2 separate regions of the Homo sapiens genome follow, and region 1 is linked to region 2. A link is a loop called in an ENCODE intact Hi-C map of the cell type or tissue named here. Cell type or tissue: endothelial cell of umbilical vein. All regions are shown on one strand. Links, peaks and the distances in the headings refer to the core of each region. The heading gives the core; the rest is flanking DNA. Region 1 overlaps LOC105374111 (a long non-coding RNA gene). Region 2 has its middle 94 kb from the start of TRC-GCA6-1.

Region 1 (8,340 bases), core at 39-8,038, 51 kb after region 2:
GCCTTACTCCCACACACAAGTTCTCAAATTTCATCATTCAAGGAGACTGTTCTCATGAGCCTATTGACTACAAATTTGATTTAGGTTATTTCTCAGAACTAGATTTAAAACATTTTTTTTTAATAATATAGTGTTTTCAGGATATGTCCTAGCCTAGGCAGCTCATCATTTGAATAAGCTAAAAGATTATCATTCAATATTTTTTTCAAGGACTCTCAACATCTCATAGATGCTTGGAAAATGTAATATGGATTGGGGATTGTCTTTATTCATGGGACCTAAGACAGAGAAATATATAATATAATTTATAGATTGCTGTAATTACAAGTGGAAAACTGAAAACTTCATAGGAAAGGGAATGGCTAGGTATTCCATTCTAAACAGCTTTATATATTTTCTAAAAATTCTGAGGGTTATTTCCAACAGTTTAAGGTTGGTTGTTTTTAATCTTTCCCAGCACATCACTGTGACCCTTATTTTCATTCTCTTGGCCTCTCCCTTAACTGCTCCCTTAGTGTATTCAAATTGTTTCCTTGATTAAGAGGTCTAAAGTTGCTCACAATATTTCAAGCTGGCTGAAGGTTGATACATAGCTCTAGCTAGAACGAAATGCATTTTAGAGGTTCAAATAGGAATTACTTATATTTCTAAGGGAAATTGTTTTTTAAAGGTTAGCTAAGAACACATTTATAATAGAGATGGTGCCATAACAGCAGCATCCCATTTGCCAGCAACCCACAGAGCTGCTTGTGGTTATGTGCACTGTTGAATGTGCACTGTTTTCAAGTGTGGATTCCACCACATACTCACTGCCCATTCAACACTGCATCATGACAAATTGGTGTGGCTCCTCTCTTGCTTTGCTGTTGGTCACTTGTAGAATTCCATGGCACAGTCTGTTTGATGGGACAAGGCTCCCTCACTATGGGTCCATCAGAAGAGTGGATGTGGAACAAGTAAGAAACCCTTTGATGCCCACCCCAAATGACACTATCCTTAACATACACCATTCATGGTTGTGTGTAGGTGTTACACTTTACTGAAGAGTTGAAGGGAAAATGTTAAGCTGTAGGCTAAACTTGACTTTTTGCAATGACCAAGGAAGAAACAAAAAGAATTAGCCCCTTTGAAGGTCCTCTGGCAGAATATCTTCTAGTTCCCAATATTACCCCTCTGCCTTTCCTCATGTCTCTCCCTGTCACACAGCTGATTGTGTTTTGTTGTTGTTGTTGCTGTTGTTTTTTAATATAAGGATTGTGATTCTCTGCCCAACTTGTAGAAAATCCCACTCCTTACATTTGGGGCTCCAAAATTCTTGGCCTATATATAAAGTCCCTTAATTCTCCCTGAAATCATCTTCTTTCAAGGAGTTTGAGACCAGCCTCAAGCGATCCTCCAGCCTCAGTCTCTCAAAGTGAGAGGGGCAACATAGTGAGACCCCTGCCTCTACCAAAAATAAAAAATAAAAAACTTAGCTGAGGATGGTGGTGTGTGCTCATGTGTCTACTTAGGAGGCTGAGGTGGGAGGATTGCTTTAGCCCAGGCAGTCAAGGCTGCAATGAGTCTTGATTGTGCCACTGCACCCTGGCATGGGTGACAGAGTAAGACCCTGTCTCAAAAAAATCAAAAACCAAAACCAAAAATCAGCCAAGACCCAGTGGCCTCAGCAAGATTGGAATCCATAGAAGCGGAGAAAAATGAAGCAGGAGCTGTTTTATAAAGGCACTGTGCAGTGGGTTGGATGTAATACCATTGGCAACAGCGGTAGTAATAATAATAATTATAATTATAATGATGACAATAATTATAACATTAGCTAAATTTGCTAGAGAACCATCTATGTGCCAAGAACTTTATAAAAACTATCTATTTGATTTTGAGAAACATCGAGCAATGTAGGCATTATTATCCTTGTATTTTTAGATGTCAAAGCTGTGATTAAGAGAGATTAAATAATTTCACCAAGATGAGACACCTATTAAGAATAGAACTGGGATTTGAACCAAAATAGACATGACACACATGTCTGTGCTCACTCCACAGCATCTGTGTCCTCCCTAGGAAACTTTCAGTGGTCACTGAGCACCTCAGATACCTCCTTGGGAAGACAAAGGATTTGGAAGTTTGAGGTGCCAGGTATTCTCCAGGCTGAAATAATTGAAATAGTAGGATATTCTTGATAACTCTTCTTATAATGCGTGATCTAGAAAGCAAGAATTATGTTAAAATATAGAAGGTGAGTGAATACTTATTTCACTGGGAAGAAGAGCTTTCTTCCTGAGCATTTAAATTTCCCTGTAAAGTCATCCCTCGGTATGCATAGGAGATTGGTTCCAGGACCTCCAGGGTACCAAAATCTACAGATGTTCAAGTCCCTTGTATAAAATGATGCTGTATTTGCATATGGCCTATGCACATCCTCCCATATGCTTTCAGTATCTTGATTACTTACAATACCTGATGCAAGGTAAATGCTATGTAAATGATTATCATACTGTATTTTTAAAATTGTGTATTATTTTTATTGTTGTTTTTTTTTATTTATTGAGAATTTCTGATCTGTGGTTGGTTGGCCTTGTGGATACAAAGGGCCAGTTGCACTGTGGTGCCTTGTATCTTACAGACACATCCCTTAACATTTTTGCTTGAATGGGATGAGGTGAGTTTACTGCCATTTCATTTTTATTTCTGGAGAACCCCAAACAACTGCACTACCTATTTGCAAATGATCATTCAGGAAAAGTATGTTAAACCTGGGTTTATGCATACACTATCTATTTTCTATTTATTTTGCTTCAAGCACTACTTATGGATTTACCTGTATCATAATTACCTCTTGTAAAGTGAATTTTAAAGTATTCATTTTCGTTAAAAATTTGCATGCACATGACTTAAGAGTCAAGTAGTGTTACAAAGTTTGATATGAAAAACAGTAGGCTTCATTTTACTCCCATTTCTTCCTCCTAAGAGGCAACCATTTTCATCTTTCTAAGTGAATACTTTAGATATTTACCATCATATCTCTAAAAAACATGCTTCTGTTAGGCATTATCTATTGGCTTCATAACTTGGGAGGATTTAATTCCCTCAATTTTCATATACCTCTCCATCTTATCACCACACTTTCCCTTATCCTGTACATGAATATAGTTATATCAGTTAGAGCAATACTCAGTGTTTACACTATGACAATGTAAATAATTTATGATTGAGTCACATAGTGTACTAGGATAACTTTTTTGCACTGTTTTTTGTTTTTCATAGTGAAATTATCCTTTATTTGTTTAATTTCCTATGCACCTTTCTCTAAGTGAAGCCAAAAAGTTCCACCAGCTGTCCAAATCACCTCTTGGTACATTCAGATGCATCAGGCACTTATACTGATGACATTTCCTTGAAGAAATCTATCCTGAGTCTGTCTTACTTGCTCCATTGTGGGCTGGTGGGTGCCAGGTCCTTTTGTGTTAGGTGCCAGCTGCTATTCTGAAATGATCCTCCTCATCACCTTGAGGATTCTTGTGTTGTCTCCTCTGTTTCCTAAACTGCAAGTCGTTTTCTTTTTGGTTTACTTTTTGTTTTAATGGAACACATCCACCTGTAAATGCCTGAGAATGGTTGCATGACAGGTAAACTATAGCTTTAGAGATACATGTTTAAGTAGTTAAACTATAAAGTAAGACAAGGAAGTTTAGGACAGTGGTTACCTTGTGGGGCAGATAGTTTTTTGAGATTTGGTGGGGGGTACAATGGAAGCTTCTAAAGATGGCATCTTCTAAAGATGGCAATGTCCTTTTATCCCCCTAACCTGGTTGGTGGTTACATAGATGTTCCCTGCTTGATAAATCATTCAGCTATACATTTTGTTTTCTGCACTATTTTTTATGAGTGATAGAGTTGATCATAAAAAAGGTAAACATAAAAGAAAGGGTTTAAATCAACACTTGATATCTAGTAAACCTTTAATAAAGGTTAATGGTTTAATAGTTAATGGTTAATTAGTAATATTAGCTATTACTATTATTGTAAAGTCACAGTTTCAACCAATGGAGATTTTCCTACTCAAGGAACATTTAGCAACGTCTTGAGATATTTTTGGTTGTTTCAATTGGGGAACAGTGCTACTGACAGCTATTGAATTCAGGCCAAGGATCTTGCAATGCATCCTGCAGTGTACAGCACAGCTCCCCACAGCAAAAAATTATCTGGCCTCAAATGTCAATAGTGCTGAGGTTGAAAAACCTTATATTGTAAAGCATTTCATGTGGTATGTAATGCCCAGATCTCAATGAATGTTCATCCCCTACCCAGCCACAAACTTCATTCTTTTCTTATATCTGTTTACAGCTTTCTTGTCATTTACATCACTGCTTCAATGTGATAACAATGCATAGCTTCTTATTCATTCAGTCAAATATTGGATAAACTTTAACTGGTGAAAATAATGGAATGCCTAGGATTTTCTCTTAAATCGCTTGGTGAGGGTAATGTCCTATTTGCTGGCAATGAGCCCTTCTCCAGAGAGTCACTTAGATATGTTAGGCATATGCTACATCCGCCTCCTTTTCTTCTCAATGATGAGTCATTTCTTGTCTTCATGAAGCGTTTGTCTTGTAAATTCAACTATTTCATCACAGTCTGGTCCCTCAGGCAGCAGTGGCAAATGGTCAGTGGATATTATTTGCATCGTCTTTGCTTAAGCTCCAGGAACTTGGACCAATGGGTGCAATTCAAGGGCCACCGGCACATTGAGCATTCTTTTTCTGGACATATCTAAAGATCTGTTGTGCTAGAGTGACTGGCTTTCTCCAGCCACAATGATCAGATTACTAGATTAAGATAATCTCAAATAATAATAATTACAAAAATTAGACTAGATTACAGATAATCCAAAACTAATGTGTCATTGTTCTGCCCAGTTAGGAAACAACCTTGAAAAAGGAAGAAACTAAGTTTATACTTACCTATGGCATATCAATTTAATGGAACAAGTGCGAGTCAATGATTAACTTAGTTGCTCAATCAAGCTTTATTTGCCTTCAAAATATAAGTAGAATAGTACATTTGAACCTTTTAAGTCAAACAATTTTCTTGTAAGTTGTTTCATCCCTTCTCTAAACCACTCTGCCCCCCAAAACACGCTTGTTAAATGTTGGAATTCCAGAAGGTAAACTAGATACGACTTAACAACTCAAACCATCAGTTTGGACCTATTTCTGTTATCACAAGATTTTGTGCTTTTTCTTCATGGGCCTCAGGCAACAACTCTCTCCTGGAGGATTTCCCTTGATCTGCAGCATCCTGTTAGAAGCAATCCCTGGGTACAAATTTTAAACATCTATTAACGAGAGATTTTGATTATTTTAGTTTGTTTCTTTTGTGCCAGGATAAATAAAACTTCTCTTTCTCTGTAATATTATATTTGATCATTGTTCAAGACAGTTATTCATGGTACAATTAAAATAGCAAAGATTTTGGCTTAGTTGGATCTGAACTCTGCCACTTACTGATTGTGTGGGAAAATTCCCTTAACCTCACTGTGCCTAAATTTCCTCATCCGTAAAAGGAACAGGTACTTGTCATGGTCTGAACAGCTATGAAAATGGGGAGGGGGATTTCATGGGATTTTAGATGGGCAATTTCACCTAGAAAGGAATGTGGATGAGATCAGCAATTATAAACATCACTAAATAGCTAGGGACTAGAAATCATTTCCTGAGGAAGATCTGAAGACTTAAAATTTAGTTTGGCCGACTATAAAAAGAGAAAAAAGGAAGAGAAAGCAACTTTTCAAGTATCTATATGCCCAACATATGGTAGGTTACATTTACACATTTTCACCTTGTTTCATCCTTACAATCATCCTACAAGGTAGGTATTAGTTTGCTCCGTTTTCAGTTAATCCATAGACTTGCCAGAGAGTTATGCCATGGCCTAGGCCCCTAGGCCCCAAAGATGAGCTGGACACAACAGATCCTTGCTGTGGATGTCAGAAGAGAGAGGGAGAGAGAGAGAGGAAGGGAGAGGGAGAGAGAGGCAGGGAGAGAAAGAGAGAGAGAAAGAGAGAAAACCAACTTAGCAAAAGGAGCAGAATTGGAGAGTTCCTGAAGAGGACGTGATGGCACTTCAGAGTTACAAGGATGTGGACACTCTTGATGCAGGAAAATTGGTTAGTCAAGCAAGAGGAAGACAGTAAATCCTAGAGAGAAACTTGGGAGGAAGGGAGGGAGAGAGAAGGGAGATATAGAGGTAGTTGGGGGTTGGGAGAGGGGAGAGAAAGAGAGAAAGAGACAGAGAGAGGCTATGTGGCTCATGAGACGCTTGGGGAGAGAGAGTATTGTGTCTCCATGGCTGACTGAGGTCCTATTAATTCTGCATTTCTGAGTTAAGTGTATCCCTACCAGACATGTGCTGATTCAAAGATGAGATATTGGGAGGCTGAGACAGGCTACAGTGAACTATGATGATGCCACTGCATATAGCCTAGGTGACAACGCAAGATCCAGTTTCTAAAAAAAATAAAAATAAAAAGGCCAGGCACGGTGGCTTACATCTGTAATCCCAGCACTTTGGGAGGCTGAGGCAGGCGGATCACTTGAGCTCAGGAGTTGGAGACCAGCCTGGCCAACATGGTGGAACCCCATCTCTACTAAAAATACAAAAATTAACAGGGCATGGTGGCCTATGCCTGTAATCCCAATTACTTGGGAGGCTGAGGCAGGACCATGGTTTGAACCTGGGAGGCAGAGGTTGTAGTGGGCAACTCTTCACCACAAAATTGCACCACTGCACTCCAGCTTAGGCAACAGAGTGAGACTCTGTGTCAAAAAAAAAAAAGAAACATTTAGATTGTTGGGTTGTTGTACTCTGGGGTTGTAGTTAACATTATAATATTACAAACAAACAAATACACAATCCCCAGCAAGCCTCTCCTGATTGTTGACTGACAGCAAGACACTGTGCTTATAGACTACATGGATATAAAGGATAAACTTAAGATTTGTCGGCCGGGCGCGGTGGCTCACGCCTGAAATCCCAGCACTTTGGGAGGCCTAGGCAGGCAGATCACGAGTTCAGGAGATCGAGACCATCCTGGCTAACACGGTGAAACCCCGTCTCTACTAAAAATACAAAAAATTAGCCAGGCATGGTGGCGGGCACCTGTAGTCCCAGCTACTCAGGAGGCTGAGGCAGGAGAATGGCGTGAACTCGGGAGGCGGAGCTTGCAGTGAGCCGAGATTGCGCCACTGCACTCCAGCGTGGAGACAGAGCGAGACTCCATCTCAAAAAAAAAGATTTGTCCTGGGGCTTCTATCTGCATACTTTCCCACAGCTTGCTCCTAAATTCCAGGCTTTGCCAGGCCAGTGAGAATGAGTGATGGTGGGGTTCCTAATTCTGTGAAGCTACACACTGTATTCAGGCCTGTATTAGTCAGGGTTCTCTAGACGGACAGAACTAATAGGATAGATGTATATATGAAAGGGAGTTTATTAAGGAGAATTGACTCACATGGTCACAAGGTAAAGTCCCACAGTAGGCCATCTGCAAGTTAAGGAGGAAGGAAGCCAGTTGTGGGTCAGTCCAAGTCCCAAAATCTCAAAAGTAGGGAAGCTGACACTGCAGCCTTCCGTCTGTGGTCAAAGGCCTGAGGACCCCTGGCAAACCACTGGTGTTTAAGTCCCAGAGTCCAAAAGCTGAAGAACTTGGAGTCTGATGTTGGAGGGCAGAAAGCATCCAGCATGGGAGAAAGATGAAGGCGGGAAGACTTAGCAAGTCTGCTCTTTCCAACTCTTTCTGCCTGCTTTATTCTAGCCATGTTGGCAGCTGATTAGATGGTGCCCACCCAGATTGAGGGTGGGTCTGCCTCTCCCACTCCACTGACTCAAATGTTAATCTCCTTGGGCAAACTCTCACAGACACACCCAGGAACAATACTTGGCATCCTTCAATCCAATTAAGTTGACACTCAATATTAACCATTACAGGGCCCAAAGCAGAGGGTTATTAATACCTGATCAACCCTCTCCAAGCCCCTACATGTTAATTGTCTACTCTGCTCCTTTCCCTTAATGCCAGGCCAGTTCAACAAAATATTTTAACAACAAAACAATTCCCAGTGGTTGTAGCCATCACTGTGGAATTTCTCCCCACCCTTACCCCTTACCATTTGCTTGTTCTTAATTTTCTTTAGTTCTGGATCTTCATACTCTGATATCTCGGTTCTGTAACAATGAACTTGACCTCACTCCTGGTCTTCAGAGCAAGAACTTTGTAGCTGGACTCTCTAGTGTTAAAATTTTGTCTTCAGAATTTTCCTAACACCCCTGTGGTTCATCATGCTG
Region 2 (8,340 bases), core at 53-8,052:
TGGCCTTCTTGGTCTCTTTTGATCTTTGTTGGTTTAAAGTCTGTTTTATCAGAGACTAGGATTGCAACCCCTGCCTTTTTTTGTTTTCCATTTGCTTGGTAGATCTTCCTCCATCCTTTTATTTTGAGCCTATGTGTGTCTCTGCACGTGAGATGGATTTCCTGAATACAGCACACTGATGGGTCTTGACTCTTTATCCAATTTGCCAGTCTGTGTCTTTTAATTGGAACATTTAGTCCATTTACATTTAAAGTTAATAGTGTTATGTGTGAATTTGATCCTGTCATTATGATGTTAGCTGGTTATTTTGCTCGTTAGTTGATGTAGTTTCTTCCTAGTCTCGATGGTCTTTACATTTTGGCATGATTTTGCAGCGGCTGGTACCGGTTGTTCCTTTCCATGTTTAGCACTTCCTTCAGGAGCTCTTTTAGGGCAGGCCTGGTGGTGACAAAATCTCTCAGCATTTGCTTGTCTGTAAAGTATTTTATTTCTCCTTCACTTATGAAGCTTAGTTTGGCTGGATATGAGATTCTTGGTTGAAAATTCTTTTCTTTAAGAATGTTGAATATTGGCCCCCACTCTCTTCTGGCTTGTAGGGTTTCTGCCGAGAGATCCGCTGTTAGTCTGATGGGCTTCCTTTTGAGGGTAACCCGACCTTTCTCTCTGGCTGCCCTTAACATTTTTTCCTTCATTTCAACTTTGGTGAATCTGACAATTATGTGTCTTGGAGTTGCTCTTCTCGAGGAGTATCTTTGTGGAGTTCTCTGTATTTCCTGAATCCGAACGTTGGCCTGCCTTGCTAGATTGGGGAAATTCTCCTGGATAATATCCTGCAGAGTGTTTTCCAACTTGGTTCCATTCTCCCCATCACTTTCAGGTACACCAATCAGACGTAGATTTGGTCTTTTCACATAGTCCCATATTTCTTGGAGGCTTTGCTCATTTCTTTTTATTCTTTTTTCTCTAAACTTTCCTTCTCGCTTCATTTCATTCATTTCATCTTCCATCGCTGATACCCTTTCTTCCAGTTGATCGCATCGGCTCCTGAGGCTTCTGCATTCTTCACGTAGTTCTCGAGCCTTGGTTTTCAGCTCCATCAGCTCCTTTAAGCACTTCTATGTATTGGTTATTCTAGTTATACATTCTTCTAATTTTTTTTCAAAGTTTTCAACTTCTTTGCCTTTGGTTTGAATGTCCTCCCGTAGCTCAGAGTAATTTGATCGTCTGAAGCCTTCTTCTCTCAGCTCGTCAAAGTCATTCTCCGTCCAGCTTTGTTCCCTTGCTGGTGAGGAGCTGCGTTCCTTTGGAGGAGGAGAGGCACTCTGATTTTTAGAGTTTCCAGTTTTTCTGTTCTGTTTTTTCCCCATCTTTGTGGTTTTATCTACTTTTGGTCTTTGATGATGGTGATGTACAGATGGGTTTATGGTGTGGATGTCCTTTCTGTTTGTTAGTGTTCCTTCTAACAGACAGGACCCTCAGCTGCAAGTCTGTTGGAGTACCCTGCAGTGTGAGGTGTCAGTGTGCCCCTGCTGGAGGGTGCCTCCCAGTTAGGCTGCTTGGGGGTCAGGGGTCAGGGACCCACTTGAGGAGGCAGTCTGCCCGTTCTCAGATCTCCAGGTGCATACTGGGAGAACCACTGCTCTCTTCAAAGCTGTCAGACATGGACATTTAAGTCTGCAGAGGTTACTGCTGTCTTTTTGTTTGTCTGTACCCTTCCCCCAGAGGTGGAGCCTACAGAGGCAGGCAGGCCTCCTTGAGCTGTGGTGGGCTCCACCCAGTTCGAGCTTCCCTGCTGCTTTGTTTACCTAAACAAGCCTGGGCAATGGTGGGCGCCCCTCCCCCAGCCTCGCTGCCGCCTTGCAGTTTGATCTCAGACTGCTGTGCTAGCAATCAGCGAGACTCGGTGGGCGTAGGACCCTCCGAGCCAGGTGCGGGATATAATCTCGTGGTGCACCTTTAAGCCCATCGGAAAAGCGCAGTATTCGGGTGGGAGTGACCCGATTTTCCAGGTGCCGTCCGTCACCCCTTTCTTTGATTAGGAAAGGGAACTCCCTGACCCCTTGCGCTTCCCGAGGGAGGCAATGTCTCACCCTGCTTTGGCCTGCGCACGGTGCGCGCACCCACTGACCTGCGCCCACTGTCTGGCACTCCCTAGTGAGATGAACCCAGTACCTCAGATGGAAATGCAGAAATCACCCATCTTCTGCGTCGCTCAGGCTGGGAGCTGTACCTGTTCATTGTTTTGATCAGACTCACTATGTAGGTTTTTCCTGCTCTTTTTATTAACTATCAGCATATGATCTGCAAACACGATTTTTAATATTGCTTTATAGTTATACCATAATTTATTTCATATTTTAATTTTGGGGCAGTTATATTGGTTTCATTTTTTGATATTATGAACAATACTGCAATAAGCATCTTTGTACAGAAATCTTTTTGCATGTTTCTGGTTTGTCAGACTAAATTCTTACAGTGGGGGTGATAAATTGAAGGTTTTAAGAATATTAACATATATTATTAAATGAGGACAGTTATGTTTTGAGAGTGGAATCCTTAGGCTAAAGGAATGAAAGTCCTTCAGTGGAATTGCGGGCATTGGACCACTGTCAGTGACGGGGAAGAGGGAGAGAAAACAGTGATGTGAAACATCAGTCTCCCTGGAAAGCACACTGGCTTTCAGAAGGTCTCAGGAGTAGAGTTACCAGACCAGGAGGGCAAGGGGGTTGCAGACCTAGAAGGTTAAAGAGAAGAAACCAAAGATTCATCCTGAAGGGAGAAACTTTGCCTACATTTAATCCACACAGAGAGAGGGTAGCTTTGAGCTGCTTGCATAGCTTGAGGCTGCAGTCATGATCCCAGTCCCTCCTGAGGCTGCTGAGAGGAGGAGAGTGACTAGTCCTTGTTAGCATTTACCCAAAATGAGTCATGGAGAGAGAAATACACATTAGCAGGTTGAGTCTAAGCTACAATTGGCTCCAGGGACAAAGCTTCCCATTCTCAGCTGCTTCTCATTCCAGACATCTTAATTCTCCCTTGTTCCCTGGGTGAGGCATTAACTACACAGTCCGGGGTTGCTGATGAACTCTGTGTGCCACCAGAAAAGAAGCAGGCTAGTTGATTCTATCTTTTCTGGGTGGCAGTTCTCTCTCTCATGACCTATTAAGAATCCTGGAGGTGCTTTTGAAAGCCTGCTGTGGCCTGGGACCAGCTTTTGTCTCTTAAATGAAAGACGCAAACGGAATGGTATCACTTTCAGAAGGCCACTGGCAAGGGGGAAAGCTGGGAGGACTTGGTGCTTCTCAGGAAGCCTGGGGTCACAGGCCAGGCAGGTTATTGACCAGAGAGGTAGAGGGATGTATTCTGCCAAGATTGTGTGGGGTGAGTCGCTGCTGTAGAATACTAATAGCTTCTTAAGCAGGGATACAAATCCCTCAGTGGAAGGGGTGTTATTGTTGCAATGAGAAAATTCATTATCAAATGTTATACTTCAAGTAAGAGAAGGAAAGAAGAAAATGAATATTTATTGAGCTTTTATTAAATACTAGGACCCTGCTTGGCATTGAACTTGCACCTTCTCATGTAGCCTGCAACCTGCTCTATGAGGTAGGTTTGTAAATAATATAAAAGCTCATTTATAAATGTGAGGAAATTGAGTTTCAGAGAGGCTATGCTGCTTGCTGAGGTCACAGAGGTTGGGGTAGGAACCAGGAAACAGAAGTGTGGCTGATGCCTCTATAAATAAATAATGTATATAGAAATGCATAAAAAATGCAGGGCCCTAAGATTTTGAAAAATAAATAATATATAAATTTAAAAGTTCAACATTTAGGTGCACTTTATTGAGGTATAATTTACATAATGTCAAAATTTATTCATTGTAAGAGTACAATAAGTAGTTTTAGTAAATTGATAGAAAATGTACCAATACCACCACAACTCAGTTTTTGAATATTTTTATCAAGTATACTTTCTTTTATGAAATAAGGCTGTGTCTGAAATGGTGGATAGAGAAAATAATATAATTGCTGACATTATCTTTTCTAGATTCTAGAGGAAGGAAGAGGCTGTGGGTGCAGGGAACAGGTACCCACTATAGCTTCTTAGAGCAAAGCAAAGTGAGATTTCCAGAAGGGTGATTCTAAAAATCAGTGATGGCCCATATGGCATCACTTAAGGGGCTATGAAATAAACTGTGTGGAGGTCTCCTGGCATTGGTTAAGTAGATGTGCAGCATTAACACTTTCAAGTTATTGGCCTGCTGTTATAAAATTCCACTTATATTTATGTCAAACTTAGACATTCCAGGATATTGAAACATTTAGATGTAGAAAGTTGAGATCATGACTCAGTGTTTATTGTTCTTTCCTTGCCTACCTCTTGCATGCCTTTCTGGTTTCGGCTGAGACATCATTTCCTCTTGGCAGCTATCTCTGACCTTATTTTCCCCTCTTCCCAAGTATATTCCCAATATAATACTGTAATTATTGCTGTCATATTATTTAAAACTCTGTAGTATATTGCCCTTTTACCTCAATTCTTCCCAATTAGATTCTAAACTAACTGAAGGCACAGGAAATCCTCCCTCCCCCTTCAGTAGTGCAGAATTCACTTTGATTTCATTTCACTTCTAGTTTACCTAGAGAATTGGAAAGGCATAATAATCACATATTATATCACATTGAAATTTTGCTAGAAGGGGGCTAGAGAAGATTGATTGCAAAGTGTTAGAACCCACTGCTGTCTAAAGGCTAAAAATATATCAGAAAAGAGTATAAAATATTTCTGAATATTTGATATAGTTACATGAGACAAGGCTAAGGTGGTGTTGGTGGGGTTTTGGGGATGGGAGTAGTTTAAGAAGGAAGTTTCCAGTTATAAAAATAATACTTCATAAAGTCACATATGTAGTATAGGATCCCCTAAACTTCTGGATTATTTAGAAATTATTTATCTTCCCCACCCTTTGAATCCCAGAAATTTTGAAACTTTCCTAGATATTTAACATTCGACAATAGTTTTAAGCACTGACCCTGAATTTTCATTTGATTTAATTTTGTTTAACTCCAGACCTCATTTTTTTGATATTTAAAAATGTATAATATGTTGCCTGAAAAAATGACTTTCTCATATGACATTTGCAAATGTTCTATCCATAGCAATTAGATTTTCTTTTGGCCGCCATTTAACTGTATGTTTCAACTAAATGAATGTCTGGAGTTTTATTTTAAATATGAAATTTGATGCTAGTAATTATTTAACCTCTGAAGTTCTTGTTGTAATATATTTCTTAATCTTCTTGTACTCTCTATACTCTTTGTGATAGACTCTTCAGCTGATGTGTATTTAAATAACAGTTTGCACACCTCAACAAAATTCCTCTATTGTTGTTTTGTCTCTTGTTCTATAAAATATTTCTTGCGTCTTGAAATTATTATTATTTTTTAGTGCTCTCTGGCAGCAAATGTAACTGCTTCTGATTTCTTTATTTACTTCCTTGTTTGTTTATTAAGACAAAGAGGAGTCTACAGTCTGGATGCTGATCTAGGAAGCGAATTATCTCCAATTATGTTTCTGAGGACCTGTGTCTCTTCCTGACTTGATATTTCCTAGAATTTCTTAATCTATTCTAGGGATAATTTGGAAGCCACAACAGAGACACTGCTAAACAGTTTTCAACTTTGGTGGCAAAGATAGAGCAATGGGTTGGCACTGATGGCCAAGGAGAAATGCTGTGCTTTCCTTCACAGGACAAGCCAGGGTTTCTCTTTCTCCTTTCTGTTTATCGCAAAGCCATACTAAATTTTATACTAAATTGGGTTACAAATTCAGATGTAACCATAACAGTACTTTGTACTGGGTCCCACTGGGCACCTGGTGTGCCTTTGAGCCCTTTAGCAGTGACAGATGAAAAGGGCTAAATGACACACTATCAATGCTTCCTGTAACCCTAAAGATTTCATTCAACCGACAATGACAACATCTTGACTGCAAGAGCTGACCATAATTATTCATCTCAATGGTTTCTCTCTCCTTATTATACTTCTTCCCCCCATCCCATACAATGTACACTTTATTTATTTGGGTCTCATGGGCATAGAGTTGCAATTGACATTCTTCTCAGTTCATGGAACACTATCATTACAGTTCCCTCTTTTGTTTTATTTTTATTTCCTCTTTCATGCCTTATCCTCATTCCCTCCCGGTATCCACAGCCCTCTATCTCCCCATGCACCCTAACTAATATGTCAGATATATATCCTTGAGTATGTATGGATTCTTGGAAAATATAGCATGTGTGTGCATTTTTTAAGTTGGCACATATGGTGTTGCATTACAGCCTTTATTCTGATTTTGATTTTTATTACTCAACACTAACTTTTTGAGACTTAGCCATGTTTTTCTATTCACAACTAGTTCATTGCTTCTAATTCCAGCAGGGTTTTTCACAGTTTGAATCTACATTTTATTTTTCCATTTCCTTAGTGATGGATAAGTCAGGCTGCCTCCACTTCCCTGCTTCCACAAACAGAAATTTGATGAATAGCCTTGAGTCCTTTTGGACCTGGACAAGGATTTCTTTAGGGAATACATACAGGAGTAGGAGTGCTGGGATTTCAAGGACACACACTCTTATCTTCACTATCTACAACCAGATTTATTTTATTTTAGATTGATTTCTAAAATGGCTGCACAGGCTCACAGTTTCAGTAGCGGTGCAGGAAGCTTTCCATTTCTGCACAACCTTACCAATACTTGGTATTATTTGACCTTCTAACTTCTACTAATGTGATGGGTATTAAGTGGCATCTTATCATTTTTACTTGCATTTCTCTGATTATTGGTAATGTTAGCTTTTTAAATTTCTTTTTTGTGAATTATCTTAATTTTTTGTTTAAGTTTTGTTTTTAATAGTTTCCTTTTTCATCAAACCATGTCTTATTGCAAAATATATATTAATAAGTAATAACTAGCTTTCCTATTTTAGTGTGCACCCATGCCTCTATCTTTCTGCATGCTGACCATGGCTTCCTATCAGCACTTATAATCAATGAGTTAGTATAATTCTAGCTAAAATGAGCTTGATATATCTGTTGGTCTATATGGCCATTTTCAAGAAAACATAGCATTTCCATTGGCGTTTTAAAGTGGGGATAGAACATTAATGGCACACCTCTAAGAACTCCTAGGAATGTGCTCTCCTAAAGGAAATTAAAATACAACTCTTCTAAAACCTAGAATATTTTTTCATGGATTTAGGAATCTTTAGGGCTGATTATTTGACTGATATATGAAGTGGTACTGCTTCACAAAGGAAGGGCTTTATAAACCCACACTGAGTGCTGCAAAGTAGGCAATGCTGTTAGAATAAGATATTTTTGTTTCTCTCAAAAATTCATTCATTTAAGAATATTTATTTAGAAGAATTAGATATAGATTATGCCTTTAGATACAGTCTAGTTATCACACAATGTTCCCGCCTTTGGAGGTTGCATCTTTCTTCCAGTGATACTATACTTTTTCAAAACATTGTGGGACTCTGACTACTTTATAGTTATAAAAAAAAATCTAAGTGACTATAACGTAGGTCACCAGTTTGGGACTAAGAACTCTGAACTACTCTTCAAGAGAGCTGAGTTAAAATTCAGCTTGCCACTCTTATCTGTGTGGCACTGTGCAAGATACTTAACATCTCAGACAATAATCATGGCTCTCTTACAGGATTGGTAGAAATGAGACAAGATAGGTGAAAGCTCGAGCCCAGTGATGGGCACACAATACTTGCAAATATTGCTTATATTGAAATCCCAATTCATTTCAAAATCATATTGAGCTTCATAGAGTAGCCCTTGTCTAGGTTGAAATCCAGAGAGACTTGCCTTCTGATCAGCGGTGAATGAAAAAAATAAAATCCAGAGAGACAGAATGCACATGAGTATAAGATTTTGTTGGTGGTGTTTAGTTATGTCTTGGTGAGACTCCACAATTGCCCTCTGTTTTCCCTCACATCATCCTGACAGTGTCATCTGTCTGTGTGGTAACAACAGTGTTAATTTTGGGCGGTTACAGCATGACCTGAGGGATTCCAGAAACCTACAGGGAGAGGACTCTCTGTTTCTGCTGGACATAAGTTCATTCAACATAGCATTCCTAACTATGGCACCTATGACTGACAGAAACTGCAAAGTTGACCTTGGATTGTAGGGACAGATTTGTACCCTGCCTTTACTATTCAAATAAAGCAATTGTGGGTGTTTGAAAAATACCTGTCATTGATATCTTTCTTATGTCCTGTTTAAGTTCTTCTAAAGTCACATTCATCTTTTGGGTTCTAAGAAT

The links. Hi-C counts contacts between places; a loop is a spot of excess contacts. Peaks named below come from ENCODE experiments on the same cell type or tissue, not always from the same donor. Only the 100,000 strongest peaks of a DNase experiment are listed, where the experiment ranks them.
Region 1: it touches region 2 in a loop (6-fold over the local background); 3 of 110 quality-filtered maps call a loop at or near these places.

What each region holds. Positions count from the first base shown.
Region 1 is chr3:132,080,017-132,088,356 of GRCh38, reverse strand. LOC105374111 (a long non-coding RNA gene) reads right to left here. Exons shown (of 3, transcript XR_924489.3): 3 at 5,204-5,314. Among named protein-coding and RNA genes, the nearest start is that of CPNE4, 49 kb to the right of the region's middle. RefSeq lists a silencer at 4,458-4,752. In endothelial cell of umbilical vein, for the core only: no CTCF peak of the experiment used is centred there; a DNase peak (open chromatin) is centred at 4,556.
Region 2 is chr3:132,130,799-132,139,138 of GRCh38, reverse strand. No RefSeq gene overlaps it. Among named protein-coding and RNA genes, the nearest start is that of TRC-GCA6-1, 94 kb to the left of the region's middle. In endothelial cell of umbilical vein, for the core only: no CTCF peak of the experiment used is centred there; DNase peaks (open chromatin) are centred at 2,958 and 4,408; H3K27ac peaks cover 2,512 bases.